Linked DNA regions of Mus musculus: region 2 is linked to region 1. Evidence: chromatin loops called from intact Hi-C (ENCODE). Cell type or tissue: gastrocnemius. All regions are shown on one strand.

Region 1 (8,000 bases):
CAGCAGAGTTACAACATTTCTCATACACTGACAGCTATTGAGCAAAAGCCTACCCAAGAGTGGATGCTCCCATTTTGAAGGATCCTCTGAAGTGACTGAGATGCTGTGACTCCACAGATGATGACATTTGACAGACGAGTTTACCACTGACCTTCTAAAAACATCTCAAAACTAAAATAAAAAAATGATAAGTTGGGATTTATCCAAAGAAATTACGGGGCTGGCGAGATGGCTCAGTGGTTAAGAGCGCTGACTGCTCTTCCGAAGGTCCTGAGTTCAAATCCCAGCAGCCACATGGTGGCTCACAACCATCCATAACGAAATCCGATGCCCTCTTCTGGAGTATCTGAGAACAGCTACAGTGTACTTACATATAATAAATAAATAAATCTAAAATAAAAAATAAAAGAAAATATGGAGTGAAAGTGTGATCAAGTCAGAACCACAGAGAACTATAGCAAAGCGTGTAAATGAGGAAACAGAAGATGCAGTAAGAAGGGCTGGAACCCAACCAAGGCACAGGAGTATCCCAGAAGCCACGGTAAGGAGCGTTCTCAGAAAGACAAGATGCTTCTGATCGGAACACTCTATGAAGTCGGAATTTGGCAGACAGTCACGAAGACTTTTCAGAGAGCATCTTGGTGTGGGGTAACAGGCGAGAAGCCAACTGTTTTTGTCTGAGAAGTGAACTGGACATAAGAGAGCAAAGTGGACAAACTCTTCATCTTCCATGAGCTCTGACCGTGGAGGAAGGCAGTGCTGTTCAGTAGTTTGTGAAGGGCACTGTGGGCAGTTGATGGGAGGTTGTTCTGATTTCTGGCTATGGTCTAGGTCGCAGATGACACAAGCAGAAGACCATAGCTAGTGTTGACAGTTAACACAGAACAAGGCTGGTGGCGGGGCTAAAATTTAAGCATACCTAGAAGAGGACACCCTCGAAAGGAAAGCCAAGGATTACGTCATCTAAAACAGTGGAGGTAAAACCTGAATGTGAAGGAGACAGGCTCTTACAATGGCAAACATTTAAGTGGGGCTGGCTTACACTGGCAGAGGTCCAGTCCATTATCAGCGTGGGGAAGCATGGCATCATGCGGGCAGACTTGGTGCTGGAGGAGGAGCTAAGAATTGTACGTCTTACACCAAAGGCAGACAGGAGACTGTAGCCGGGAGGAGGCTCTCTATACTGGCTGGAGCTTAAGCACTAGCAAACCTCAAAGCCCACAACTGTACTCACTGCACTCCAAGTGATTATAGTGAGGAATTCAGTGCTGTTTTGAAGTTGCTTGAGCTTCTGCTTTTTGACAATGTGCTTAGAAAAGTTGAAGACGTTCAACAAAACCAAAACTAAAGTTTGTCTGCACAAAGTGTGTGTATGTGTATATATATACATATATATACATATATGTATGTATATACATATATGTATATATATATGGAGAGAGAGGGGGGAGGGAGAGAGAGAGGAGAGAGAGAGAGAGAGAACAGACCACTATGGGGATGGCAGTACAAAGTTCATATTAATGCCAAGAGTTAACTTCAAATAGCTTTTTGGAGAATTAAATTTTAACTCAAAAAATTGAAAGTGTAAACATTACCAGAAAGCCAGGCAGATAAGGTTTAACCCTGTAGCTAAGACCTATCTGTGTCCTAGAGGTACATACAGCTGTTTATCACAGCAGTGGCTGATATTCACAAAGATGTACAATGAACAACGAAGAAAGTCGATATGTCTAGTTGGGAAGCAATGTTTTACCCTTTCTGTTTCTTCCGTAACTAAGCAGCTTCCGTAAAGCTTTTACACAGAGAGCACTGTGGCTTGCTATTAGATTGCCCCCAAAATAGTATTAAAAGACTATATAGTACTTTAGCTTTGCTTGTTTACTTAGCACGCTAGCTAACTAGGACACAAACAGAACACTGCATCTTTCCCCTTAAGCACGTCATCATACGACTGTGTCAGTATTGCATACATCATTCATTCGAGGCTTGCAAAACTAGCTAGCTGAAACCCAGTGCTAACTTGTCATTCGGGCTAAGCTACTTACAACCAACCGAGGCTACCCTGTTAGACCGGTAAATTCTGTTTCTCTCCTAACCTCACCCTATCTCACAAACCTCCATTTTGATTTGCATAAATAAGTCTGATGACTTTTCTGGAGACAGGAAGCTTTATCCAAAAGACTTAATCATGGGCTAGAGAGATGGGTCGGTGGGTAAAATTCGGATCCCCAGCACCCATTTAAAAGCCAGGCCCAGCGGTAAGCACCTGTAACCACAGTGGTGCAGAGGTTGGAGGTCGAGAGATGAAGACAGGCAGGCAGGTCTTCCAAGCTTACTGGCCAGCTAATCTAGTCGAAACGGTGAGGAGCAGGTTCAATGAGAGATCCTGCCTCAAATGAAGAAGGAGGGGGTGACAAGGAGGAGAAGGGAAGGAGGGAGAAGAGGAAAAGCAATTGACAAAAATACCAGCATCAACCTCCCACCTCTACACGGGTGTTCGCACCTACACACATGTGGACACACATACATACACACTTGTACACACACAAATACATCACCCACCAAAAAACTGTATATTTGTCTTTTACACCATAGCATGCTGAGACCCTGGAAATAAAGAATGAAGGATAATTAGGGAGACAGAGGTTTCTTCCAAATCCTTTCAGATGTCTACTTTCACTTACTGTATGCGAGGTATGACCACAGTGTTGGGTTAACTGCTCATCTACAGCATGTATTGCCAGCCTACTCTGTCCTACACAGAATAGAAAGAAAAAGATTGCCCAGGAGATGGCTCTAAAAATGAGTGGTCCCTCCTGGGTCAGATAACACTAAAAAGGAAGGAACCATCATGTTTGAAATACTCTGTGAGTTGCCCAAAATATTTCATTATCACGACTCACAAGAACTGTTTGTTTAAAAAAAGGGAAAGAAGCTCCAATGTGAGTCAAATGTGAAGGCCACCAACTCTGTAGTGACAGAAATTGGATGCACAGCACCTCACTTTTAAAGGAATGGTGCCCCCGTGTGGCTTTGAACAGAATTTCAGAACACATTCAGCCTTGACTCCAGGTCCCTCTCTGAAAAAAATAATAATAAATGGATTTGTGTGTGTGCATTTGCTTTTTGTTTCTGTGCGTATTAAAAGGCGGTTGTACATGTGTTTAAGTATGTGAAGAGTTGGCAAACTGCAAGAAGACTTGCTCCTGACACACGACCCATTGTCGCTATGCGTACTAGTGGACACCTCTGAATGAGACAGGGCCATCACACAACACGTTCATGTTCATAAGAACTTCCTTCGGTTATCACAGTCATTCTCAACCTGTGGGTCCTGACAATCCACATAACTGTAGCAAAATCTCAGATATGAAGTAGCAACAAAGATCATCTTAAGGCTAGGAGTCACCACAAAATAAAGGGAGGCCCCCAGGAAGGCTGAGAACCACTGGGCTAGCCAATGGGAATTTCTACAGCTGGGCTATTGTCTGCACAGGTATTAACACTGCCCTTTTTCACTGCAGAAAGACCCTGCTCCAGCCCCCTACAGATGCAGGCTTTCTAAGGCACTGGCTCTTACCAACACTGGTCAGCTCTTCTCTCTGAGTCCTCAGAGTTCTCTCTTCACTGGAAAAAGCTATCGCCTGGTCTGACTTCTGCCTCCAGCTAGTGTTTCATTTCTCCATTCCCCGTTGCTGATATTGACTGATGCCAACTTCGGTCTTTCCGCTTTCAACTTCTGCTCACTACCCCCTACAACCTAAGGCTTAGGAAACACCACAGAAGAGGAGGCAGAAAAATTATAAGAGGACTGGGATATCTGCTAAGAAATAAGTTTCTCTATATGTGACGAGGAAGTTGCACTCATGAAATAACAATATAGTCACCTAAGCAAGACCTGCACAATGACAACACAAGTTGACATCACAACATTAATGGGGTAAATCTCACAAGTCCCCACCCCTAGATGAAGAGCGCAGACAATTAATAACGGCTGCTAAAAGAGGAAGAATCGGTCTTCTTCAGGGATGAGCCTTGTGATGGTTTGTATATGCTCCTCCCAGGGAGTGGCACTATTAGGAGGTGTGGCCCTGCTGGAGTAGGTGTGTCACTGTGTGGTGTGGGCTTAAGATCTTCACCCAAGATGCCTGGAAGTCAGTTTTCTGCTAGCAGCCTTCAGAGGAAGATGCAGAACTCTCAGCTCCTTTAGACCCACATCTGCCTGCCTGCCTGTCTGGATGCTGCCCAGCTCCCACCTGGATGATAAAGGACTGAACCTCTGAACCTGTAAACCAGCTCCATTTAAATGTTGCCCTTATAAGAGTTGCTTTGGTCATGGTGTCTGTTCACAGCAGTAAAACCCTAACTAAGACAAGCCCCTTAGAGGTTACCTAATCCCAGGTGGTCAGCCCTAAACACATACACATACAGCAACACTAAATGAACTCAGCAGGTTGTGTTTATGTTTGTATGTGTGCAAAAATAATAAAGAAAACAAGAACATGAATTTAGGAAGTAGGAGGACAGGGAAGAAGACAGAGGAGAGTAGAAATGATGTGAATACAGTATTTTCATAAATGAGATTCTCAAAAAGTTAATGTTAAAAAAGTAGTTTTAAAAAAAATTCCCCAGTGATGATACATGCCTTTAATCTGAGCAGTTTGGAAGGACAGGCAGGGAGATCTCTGTAGGTTTGAGGCCAACCTGATCTACAGAGCAAGTTCCAAGACACCCAGGGTTACATAGAGAAACTCTGTCTCAGATAATAGTAATACTAATACTGTAGGAAGGAACCAAACTGAAGCCATTTTGAATAAAACCTCCATTTTGAACAGGTGTCAAACAAAGCTTAAGTTCCCAAGACCTCCATGAATGGCAGGTTGACACATGAATATTGGGTAAGTTGCCCCCCTCCCCAACAGTTAAACAAAGCAACTAATGCGATCAAATAAGTATAATACAAAGAAATGTTCCTAGGATAGTCCCCTGCCCCTGAATTCTGGTTGATGGAGACATGTAACTGCAACTTAGCATAGGTGTTTATGGTTTTCAGGTTTAAAAGCTCTGTAACATTCTAGCAGGTATAAGGGGGGTGGGTGGGTCTCAGGTTAGCTCCTGAGTTTGTTCCATGACCCTGATCAAACAGAAGTAGACTGATTATAATAAATTTTTGTCATCTGCATTGACTTAGTATTTGAATAATGTTAGATGCATATTAATAATACTACTAATAAATAATTACTAATAGAGTAATTAAAATAAAATATTTTTTAATCACTGTTGACTCTCTAGCTTCACCCACTGGCAGCATGTGGTACAATTTCCTTTTCCTGAAAATGCTTTCCCTTTGGCCTCCAGGTTCCTCTTCATCCTTTTCTGGCATCCCTTAGTCTCCTTCACTGGGTCTTTGCCTCCCCTGTCTCTAAACCTAAGTGGTTCTCTGTGCAAAATGGGTACTATACTTACCCAGAGAGTGGTGCCATGGCCCACTCCCAAGGGGTCCAGCTTTAATCTCCTCGAGAGAGGCCCGGGCATGCATGGGGTAGCACACTGCTTTGCATTGCAATTATGACCTTGGGTGAGGATGGCTGCCCTGCATGCTGAGCTGCCCCACCCTCAGTTCTCTATCCATCTATACTCAGTCTCCGGGGAGACAGAATCCAGTCCTGCTGCTTATAGTTTCTTTTACAAAATGGAAAGACTGAATCAAGAGGAGGGGTGGGGAGAATGATTGACAGGAGAGAGAAAGCAGGTGATGGGGCTTTGTTAGCGTCACTGCTGTGGGCATCCAGGGCTCAGTACTGCTTGCTCTCCAGAAAAGCTCATTGAGCACGCATCCACAGAGCCTTGGGCATTTTCCAATTGTTTCCTTTCCTACTGGGGAGATGTTTCCCTGGATGGTTAACTCTCTTATGTAGCTTGTAAGGTCCAGAGGAGCCCTGATAGAAGAGAGAAAAAGATGTATGCCCTTGCTGTGAGTCTGAGCTTGTAGCTGCCTGCCAGAGACAGCTACGGCACATACCAAGGGTACAACAACTGACACCAGAGGTATGTGCCACATCTGAGGTCTGCAAAACACAAAGTAGCATCCACCCCCTGCAGTTTCCCATTGCAAACTTCCAATCTCCCTAGTCACCCCTGCCTAAAAATAATAAAAGAAAATTCAGAAATATATAAATAATATATTTAAACACCTTTCTGAGTAGTGATAAAATCTCTTCTGCTCCACCCTGCCCTGAAAAAAGTCCTTCCTCTAGACAGCGTATCCACTCCCTAAGTGCCACCGACCCATTAGTCATGTAGTAGCTATCCATGTAGAGTGGAATGTTATAGTGTAACAGTTGCTATGTTGGAGAAATCTACTTAATAAGAATGATCCTAACACACAAGAGTTGTGACTTTGGTGACTTTATTCTAGTACATTATACATATCCAATTGTATCACCAGTTATTATTGTTAGTTCATTAAAACTAATTTATAATAATATAATAATTAAATATTATAGCTATCTATGCCTAAGAAAAGCATGGTCTGTATGATATATATATATATATATAGATACATACACATACATACATATACATATAGACATAATGGTAGTTTGTATATGCTCAGCCCAGGGAGTGGCACTATTAGGAAGTGTGGCTCTGTTGGAGTAAGTGTGTCACTATGGGTGTGGGCTTTAAGACCCTCATCCTAGATGCCTGGAAGTCAGTATTCTGCTAGCAGCCTTCAGATGAAGATGTAGAACTCTCAGCTTCTCCTGCACCATGCCTGCCTGGATGCTATCCTGCTCCCACCTTGATAATGATGGAGTGAACCTCTGGACCTGTAAGCCAGCCCCAATTAAATGTTGTCCTTATAAGAGTTGCCTTGGTCATGATGTCTGTTCACAATAGTAAAACCCTAACTAACAAATATATATAATTAAAAAAAAAAACTGTGTAAACCTTGATTGCTCCTTGCCACCTCTACTATGTGGCTGAGACATTACTATCTGCACCTGAATCACAAGGGCAGCCTCCTGACTGCTCACCCCACTCCCACCCTCCCTTTGACCCTTGAGGACACTCTCAGTTCAGCAGCCAGGGTGGTCTTTTTAAAACAAAAGAGAACAAATCCCACAAAGGCTTCCTACCTCACCCCACACCAGTTCATGACATGACTCAGCCCTGTCCCTTTCCCCTCTCCTTTGTGCCAGGGCTGCTGCTGTAGAACCTATTCTGATTGCAACAACAACAACACCCTGCTCTGCCTCCCTTCCTCGGGGTCTACAATGCAATGGTGTCTTTCCTCCAATGTGGTTTAAAATAGACCATCACCTCTAACATGGAGTGTGCATTTCTGACTGAGCTTATTTTTCAAATCCCACAAAGTCATGAATTTCCCGTTAATCCCCAGTATTTTGACTAGATTTTTTTTTGGCATATAATAGCCACTCATTAAATAGGAGTTGTGAATGAATGAGTGGCAAAAAAAAAATGAATGAGAAGACTAACATTTATCATATTCTACATACCAGTTATTACTAAGCACTTACACGTGTTAATTGATTTAAGCCTCAAAACCAGCTTAGAAGCTGAGTTCTTTATTCCCTTGTTACATATGAAAAGATACATAAAGAAAATAATCGATCAAATTGTCAACCTTATACAGTTCTTAAGTAGACATTAAAGTCTGAACATAACATACCCTGTAGCACAGACGCTCAACCACAGAAAACTCCAAGTATCACTAACAGCCTTTAAGATAAACCACACCTCCAATCTCCTGAGAGACTTTGCTGCTCCAATATAGATGAACTCGTGGTGCCTTGTGATTTGGCTGCCACAGGGGGACCAGAGACGAGTGTCACAAAGAGAAATCATCAAAGGTGTGGCAGTCATCTGACTGGCAGATGTACCCATGCCACAGCTAACAGTTACCCAGCATTCCCACTGTCCAGCACAGTTACCAACCCTGAGACCTGGGTGAGGAATACGTCAGACAAAGCTGCATC
Region 2 (8,000 bases), 390 kb before region 1:
AGTTGATGGTTTATAATCTTACTAGTTTCAGTGAACAACTTGTCACTATTTTGGGGGGGGGTGTCTAATCCAGGGTTATCTTTTCATATTAAGGTGAAGGTTTTTAAAATTTTTTTGCACATAAGTTACTCAAAGTTTGTAAGAAATTATTAGTAGTCTTTATTAATATTTTTGGTCTTGAAGCCGGGTGTGGTGGCGCACGCCTTTAATCCCAGCACTCGGGAGGCAGAGGCAGGCGGATTTCTGAGTTCAAGGCCAGCCTGGTCTATAAAGTGAATTCCAGGACAGCTAGAGCTATACAGAAAAACCCTGTCTCGAAAAACCAAAAAAGAAAATATTTTTGGTCTTGAAAATATTCAAAAACCAAAACTATGCTATCAAAGCTGCTTATATTTATTGATATTTTTCTTAAAGACACATGGTTAAGGTAATTATTCATTATGATTTATAGCTTGAGTTCAATTTTAATACATAGAAAAACACTAGTAACTCACAATGCTAATATTTTCAGCATTTGACTTAGCAAGGACAACTTCGGGTGTGTCCACAATACTTGTGTACTTGAGCTTCACCACGGGGGTCCGGTAGACACTGTCACAGAGGATCTCCTGGGCATTTTTGACTCTCAGGACTTCAGGAGACCCTTCTGGCATCCAGCCAATGCCACGCAGCCACTCCAGGTCAGCCTTGTAGATGGCCTGCAGGAGAAGCCACAGTTATGTAGAAGCAGTGTTATCTCTTTCTGATTGTAACAATAAAATAAGGAAGCCATTTTTCTTATATAGCATTTTATACTTCACAAGCAATAATTAACAAACAAACAAACAAACAAACAACACTTGCCAGACATATCCCACCCCCACACCCATACACAGCAGTGTTTTGTTTCGATGTTCCCTGTGCCAGGGTTCTAGAACGAGGCGCCAAGGCGTATGTGCAGAAGCAGCCCATCGGTTGGGTGTCTGCATGGATGCTTTCTGACTAAAAGCTAGGCGATCATCACACTAGCCAGTGCGGACTTTCAAAGCTGTAATAATGGCTCTCTGCATAACCAGAATGACTTTTTCAAAGTCCTCAGCTCAAATCTGGCACCACTAAATCCCCCTCCTATGGCTCCCACTGGTTTCTGGATCAAAGACTTTCTCATGGACTTTGATCTGGTGCTTGTCACCACCTCCTCTTCGGACCTCCTTCACCCATCCCCTCTGTACTGATCACACAGGCCATCTCCGAGTGTCTCCCTGACTCCTGCCACCATCATAAGCCTGCTAAATCAATACTCCGCCCTAGGAATGTCCCACTTCTCTTTCCATAGTGTTTCAGATCATTCATTCTGAGCCACTCCACTTTCAGGACACTCTTGTTAGCATGCATTTCTGCATCACTGTGAACTCCCTCACCCCAAGAGCCACATCCGGCTGTTGCTTCTCTACTTGCTATCACATCTTTTGTGCTAATACAATGCCTGGTTCTGGCATGTTTAATAAGTATTTTTAGAAGGATAATTAAGAATTCAAAACCAACTGCACAATTTTGGCCTAACTTGACTTTTCTTTATCTAAGATAGTCTCTCTTTTCCAACCGGGATCTGGCATATTCTTGATTATCATGCCACATATAAAAGTAAAGCAGATTAAACTACTCTACTGTTAAAACACCAGCAATTAATATAAAAAGCCACTGGTTAGAAATGGTATTTTAATAACTAGCTATGGGACACAAATGTCAAGTGGGAGTAAGAGACTGAAAATACTAGAAAAATCTCCAAAGGATGGCATCATGCGCTGCAGCATTTACATAAGATGGCTCCTAAGTTCATGGTTCTCTGTCCCATTTTTAAAGAATGTGATTTAAATACATGCCTCAATATACTGATGCAGTTTATTCTAAAACCTGCCTACATCTGCCACTGGCCACTCAAAGTCATTTAAAGCCATACTACCTTTAACACTTCATTCAATATTTAATAAGCATCTTTTGAAGTGTAAGGAAGCCCAATTCAGAAAATTAAAAGAAGACATCCATTCTACACAAGAAATACATAACCTTGCGCTGGAAAGATGGGGCAGTGGTTAAGAGCACTTGGTGTTCTTCGAGAGGACCCAAGTTCAATTCCAGCACCCCCACAGCAGCTAAAAACTGTCTAACTCTAGTCCCAGTACCTCCGTGGACACCAGGCACACACATGGTGTACAGATATATATGCAGATAAAACACCCATAGACATAAAATGAATAAGTAATTAATTTAAAAAAGAAACATATAACCGTATAGGAGCTATCATTTTAGAAAAATTGACCTGGCATATGAGTAAATCTAAAAATGTTTTGGCTAAGGTAAACACTGATGTCAAGAACATCTAGTTCAAGGGAACAGGTGAGTTCAGAGCACGCCCCAGTCTTTGAAATTAATCACAAGGAAGGCATCTCTATTGTTCTTCAGTATACAGCTGAAGGGCTATGGCTAGTCTTTCATTGAACAAACCATAAATGTTAAACACCTCAGCAAATCTAAACATTCTAGTAGCCCCTTAGCAGTGAATATTAGAACCTCCCGAACAAATCTTGCCACAGCACAGTCAATCAGTAACTCTGGCAAAATAGTAAAGGGGTGTGCTTACATGGGGAGCGTTAGGCTTCCTAGAGCATTGGGGGTGTCAGCACGCCAAGCCACAGAAGGCTTTCTTCCTGGGGGACACTTACATCACTCTGTAGGTCGTAGGCCTTCCTGGCTTGGATCACATCATTCTGGTCAGGAAAGCAAGACCACTGGTGCAGGTACTGCCGATAGTCCACGTTGCTTGCCAGCGCCTGGCCCTCCTTGGCGGCGTTGATGGACACCATGTCCACTGGGATGGAGATCTTGGCCTTGTGATCGTTGTAAGCTTTTTTGTACAGCCTGTCATTTTGCATCTTCAACACGTTTGCTGCCCAAACCAGTTTCGGGTCTTCCTTGGCACTGGGACAGCCAATGTAATGGCCTTTCTGCTTCTCATAAGCAGTCTTGTACAGGTACTGAGAAATGTGGGCACAAGAAGGAAGATCAGGTTTCCCACACTTGGTTTCCTACACACAGTAGTTTTCCACTGACAACAATCCTGCCTCCCTTGGGTCACCTTTATTTTAGACACGATTTTTTCCCCCTAAGTTTACACTGTAATTTTTTTTCATTGTTTGTTATATCAATTTGCTTCCTAAGAGCACATGTCTGGAAACACTGTGGGCACCTGGAAGATAAGATCTGTCTCCTGGACATCTCTCCTCTCAAGCCTCACCAGCATCCCCCAGGGTCCAGTCACTGCTAGCTACTTTCCAATGTTTTGTCATAAACAACCACAGCCCTGTCACTTCAAATGAAATTAATTGCTTAAAGTTATTTTCAAATTGTAAACTTATTTTTTAAAATGTCTAAAATGACTTTTAAATATATAACATAGAGGATAATCAGCTTATCTATTCTGGTAAAATAAATTTCAGTATTAAAAATACCACCCCCCCTCCAAACTTTCCCTGTACTGCCTCAAATTATTCACAAATAGTATATGTGTCACACTTCAGGGTAATAAAATTTTCTATATTCATTAACCCAACAAATGTGTGTTCTTCAAAGCACTGAACAAGTTGTTCTGGAATTTGGAATTTTAAAATAATATGCTAAGAAAAAATTACTGTCATTCTAATGTAATCTCTGAGAAATTAAGTCAAACTCCCTATGTGTCTACAATTCAGTGTGTTGAACCTGGACAAGAAAGTGCTCTTACGTCACTGGCAATATCCCGAGAAGCCTTGGCGTGCTGGATCCCAATGGCATCTGCACGGATGTCATAACCTGTCATCTTGACATCTTCCCAAGCCTTCTGATAGTGTTTCTGCAAATGGGGATTGCAATTCGACAGTCAGTCTGAAGAGGGAGGTGTCGAGTCGGCATTACTGATCAAGAATAGCTATTAGCAGGAAGCGGCATTTTATACTGACAATAAAACCCTACATTACAGGTTGCAGAAAATGAACTGCTGCTACTAGTCCTACTGTTCATAAATCTCCTTAAGGTTTATAGGACAGACAAGCTTCACACTGAATTTGATTTCACATGCATTTTCAATGATTCGTACTAAAGAAATCTCCAATAATTTTTTTGTGACAGAAATTTCAGAGACAGTAAATAAAATAAAATAAAAATCATAAAACTTTACATTTGTTGGCATCTAAAGGGGGAAAAAAACAATGCTAGTTCACTGAAAGGGAAAGCCAAGTATTACACTACTATACCTTTAGGCTAGATTTTGTTTTTGTTGTGAGAAACCATTGCCTTTTTTTTTAACAAGGTCTTTCCAACAAGGATATGTGTCTACACTATAAAAAGTGGAGAGAGACATACTAACTTCTTGTGTCTTAAAAACTGGAAATAAGAGGGCCATGCTTTCTGCCTAACTTTTGTTGGATACATGGGAAGGAAAGGTTTGGTAGACGGAGCTCTGTGAACCAAATCCTACAGAGTCAGTCTTACATTGCTAATCTGGATGGCATTCAGTTTGGACTGCAACATCACAGGTATGTCAGCGGGCACGTTCACATTAGCCTTCTCTTTGTCCCAGGCGTCACGATACAATGGCTGGTAAATGTGGAGAGTAACAGAAAGGCAGATTAGAAAGTCACTAACCACAGGAGTTGTGTGGAAAATTAAAAGTTACTGCTGGCTGTTACTGTTGGAGATACACACACACACACACACACACACACACACACACGCATATAGTATTTTTTATTTACAAATACCAAATAGCTTCATAAATAATTCATATATAATACAACATAAATTTAAATATGGTAATAAAAATTTTTGTCCAATTACTACATATAGTCATGTGACTCTTAAGTCTATATTATAGAAATTCTGATAACATACAGTACCAATTAGAACTTTGCCTTCTTAGCCAAAATAACTGTCATGATGTCTAAAGATGGGACTGCCCTGGAACTTCTCAGCCTATGTCATGATTAAATAGCCACAAATAGGTGACAATTTTATGATTAAAGTATTAAGCCGCATTTCAGTTTGCATCTTCAAATGCAATTAAAATGTGTGTCAGACTCTGGACCCAGTTGTCTTGACAGAGATGGTAAACTGACTGTGAACATCTGGACTCAGCTGTTCCCCAGATCTCACTTCCCATAGACTGGCAAATTTGAAGTTCACAAACCGAACTCCCCTTGACTGAGCTTCGTCTTGGGAACATAACCGCACCAGCTTACCTCACTGATTTGCAGAGCGTTGGTCTTCGCCAGGATCACCTCTGGAGTGTCGACGATGCTGGTGAATTTGTAGGCCTCGGGCCTTATTCGGTACAACCTTTCATTCAAAAGATTCTGAGCATTCTTCACTCTCATCACTTCCACGGAACCCTCCGTCAACCATCCGATACCCTTCATCCATTCCAGGTCTGACTTGTACACATTCTGTAGGGAGGAGAGAAACACACAGTAGGAAGACGCAGGTTAGCCAAGAGAACTTGACATTGGAAGACGTAAGCCCTGCTTACGTCAGCCAGACATCATTTAGATTAAACTTGAATCTTTGCATGTTACGTCTCTGCCACCTGTCCTTAGATCTCCTGAGGGAACTAGAGCATAGCTCCTAAGTGGCACTTGGTGGGATGAGGGACAGCAATGGGTAGAAGGACAGATGGCACTGGCATACAGTTTTGCTTTTGTACTAAATTGAGATTTTGTGCTTAGTACTTGAAGTGTCTTTCATGAGCCACCAAGAACAACAGATGTAGCAATATTAGGGAAGGAGCCCTTTAGATGGATGGACAGTAAGAAAATATCTCGATATTATTTTCTATACATGTCACCTGAATTAAACTAATATTTCTGTATGCTTTTGTCTGTTCCTGTAATGTAGATATCAGATCACGCAAAGGTCAGAATAGGAGGACTGAAACTTTCTATTTAATTACAGAGAATATGATTGAATTTTTTGTTGTTGTTGTTTTTTCAAGACAGGGTTTCTCTGTGTAGCCTTGGCTGTCCTGGAACTCACTCTGTAGACTAGGCTGGCCTCGAACTCAGAAATTCACCTGCCTCTGCCTCCCAAGTGCTGGGATCAAAGGCATGTGCCACCACGCCCAGCTAAGATTGATTTCTTTAAAAAAAAAATGTTGGTGAATAGGATTCTGCCATCATCAACAAGAATCCTTCACAAGATAGAAATGTTGGGATGGCTTCTATCATTACCATGGGCTGTGCAGAATGCCTTAGGTCGTATTGCTGCTCGATTGGTGCCTCTGGAGCACACACTACGACTAAATGCACACATTCCATCTCCCTGGAGGCTCACACACACTCACATCGCTCTGCAGCTCGTAGGCTTTCTTAGCCTGGATCACATCGTTCTGATCCGGCAGGCACGTCCACTGGTGCAGGTAATTGCGATAATCAACGTCGCTGACCAGGACTTGGCATTTCTTGGCTTGAACAATTGACATCATATCCAAGGGTGTGTTGTAAATGCCTTTCGACTTCTCATAGGCTTTCTTGTATTCTCTGTCACTCTGGATCTTAGCAGCATGTATAGACCATACCAACTTGGGGTCATCTTGCAGGCTGCGGAAACCCACGTGGTGGCCCAGCTGCTTTCTGTAACCTTCTTTGTATTTGTACTAAAGTTGTGGTTGAAAAAAAAAAAACAACAGAGAAAAAGACAAATAATATATTTATATTTTTCTTTAAGTGATTTCAGAATCTTAATTTTAATGCAAATTGGCTCAACACTGGAAGTCATTATATATTTCAGTTTAAAAGAAATCAGGACTGTTTTAGGCAGATGAATAAGTCAGGAAGAAAACATTATGGTGAATTGAAATAATGTAAAAAAGAAACCCTAACATTTCTGAGCAAATACTGTTTGCCAGACCTACCATGAGAGCTTCAGACATGTGAGGTTTATCCATACCAAACGGATGAGTTCTTTACATTAAAAAATAAACAGCACCAATTATAATTACAATTCATTCTCCTAGTGTTATTGCGACATAGATCCTACGATATTCAATAATTCAAAAGAAAGAGAGTACAGTGGAGGTAATGAGGTTGCTGCGCAGGTAGAGGGTTCAGTCAGACAGACCCCCAGGGTGCTGAGGAGACCTCAGGTAGGGAAGAGTCGTGGGCATGATTTTAAAGATGGGAAGAAATGTATACATTTTTCATAAAGCAAGATCACTGGTTTCAAGCAGGAGATGTCTGTGGACAAGAGCTTTCACCTGATAAGCTCTGGAGGGAGATGGTGCCCTTTTCTTTCTTCTGTCTAGACAACTTGGAAATATTTGGGTCAAAGGGAGAAAACTGGGATTAAGGTGTGGGTACTGGTGGCTAAGAGGTGAAATAGAGGAGGAGGAAGCTCTATGTGAGCAGATAAGGTATAGAGGGACTAGAGGAAGGAAGAAGGAGTGCTTTGTTGTTGTTTTGGTTAGTTGGTCGGTTTTTTGAGACAGGGTTTCTTTGTGTATCCCTGGTTGCCCTGGAACTCACTCTGTAGACCAGGTTAGCCTTGAACTCAGAAATCTGCCTGCCTCTGCCTTCTGAGTACTGGGATTAAAGAAACATGCCAGCATGCCCAGCTTAAGGAAGGAGTGTTTAAAAGTTGGAGCTGGGAGCATGGGACAGTTTAGAGGATAATTACGTTACTGCTAGTGAATTTTAAAAGGCAAGAAGTAAACTTGAAGACATTGCTGAGATATTATACATAAGCCTCTAGCATAAAATATTTGATATAAAATATGATTTCAAGTCTTAAGCAGTGTACAGAATGGTCATCACTTATACTGTGAAGAATGCCAGAAATATTTGGGGGGATGAAATGATATTGTATTGGTTCCTGAATTTTCATCCAAAATTCTAAAAGTGCTTTTATGATATTTTGTTGTTGCCGATAAACAATGCAGAAATTATATCTATACTTACTCTAACTATAACGTTTTTACCCCTTTTAATATTTCCAAG

Evidence for each region. Hi-C counts contacts between places; a loop is a spot of excess contacts. Peaks named below come from ENCODE experiments on the same cell type or tissue, not always from the same donor. Only the 100,000 strongest peaks of a DNase experiment are listed, where the experiment ranks them.
Region 2: a loop joins it to region 1, with 3 times the contacts of the local background. A loop is called at or near these places in 5 of 42 quality-filtered maps.

The regions. Positions count from the first base shown.
Region 1 is chr2:52,602,510-52,610,509 of GRCm38, forward strand. The region is part of intron 2 of Cacnb4 (calcium channel, voltage-dependent, beta 4 subunit); the gene reads right to left. Among named protein-coding and RNA genes, the nearest start is that of Cacnb4, 70 kb to the right of the region's middle. In gastrocnemius, CTCF peaks have their summits at 340 (motif pointing left) and 3,031 (motif pointing left); DNase peaks (open chromatin) are centred at 670, 997 and 3,025.
Region 2 is chr2:52,216,388-52,224,387 of GRCm38, forward strand. It overlaps Neb (nebulin), which reads right to left. Exons shown (of 157, transcript NM_010889.1): 85 at 6,350-6,661; 86 at 495-698. Among named protein-coding and RNA genes, the nearest start is that of 4930573O16Rik, 71 kb to the right of the region's middle. In gastrocnemius, a CTCF peak has its summit at 3,878; DNase peaks (open chromatin) are centred at 635, 2,833 and 3,882; H3K27ac peaks cover 529 bases.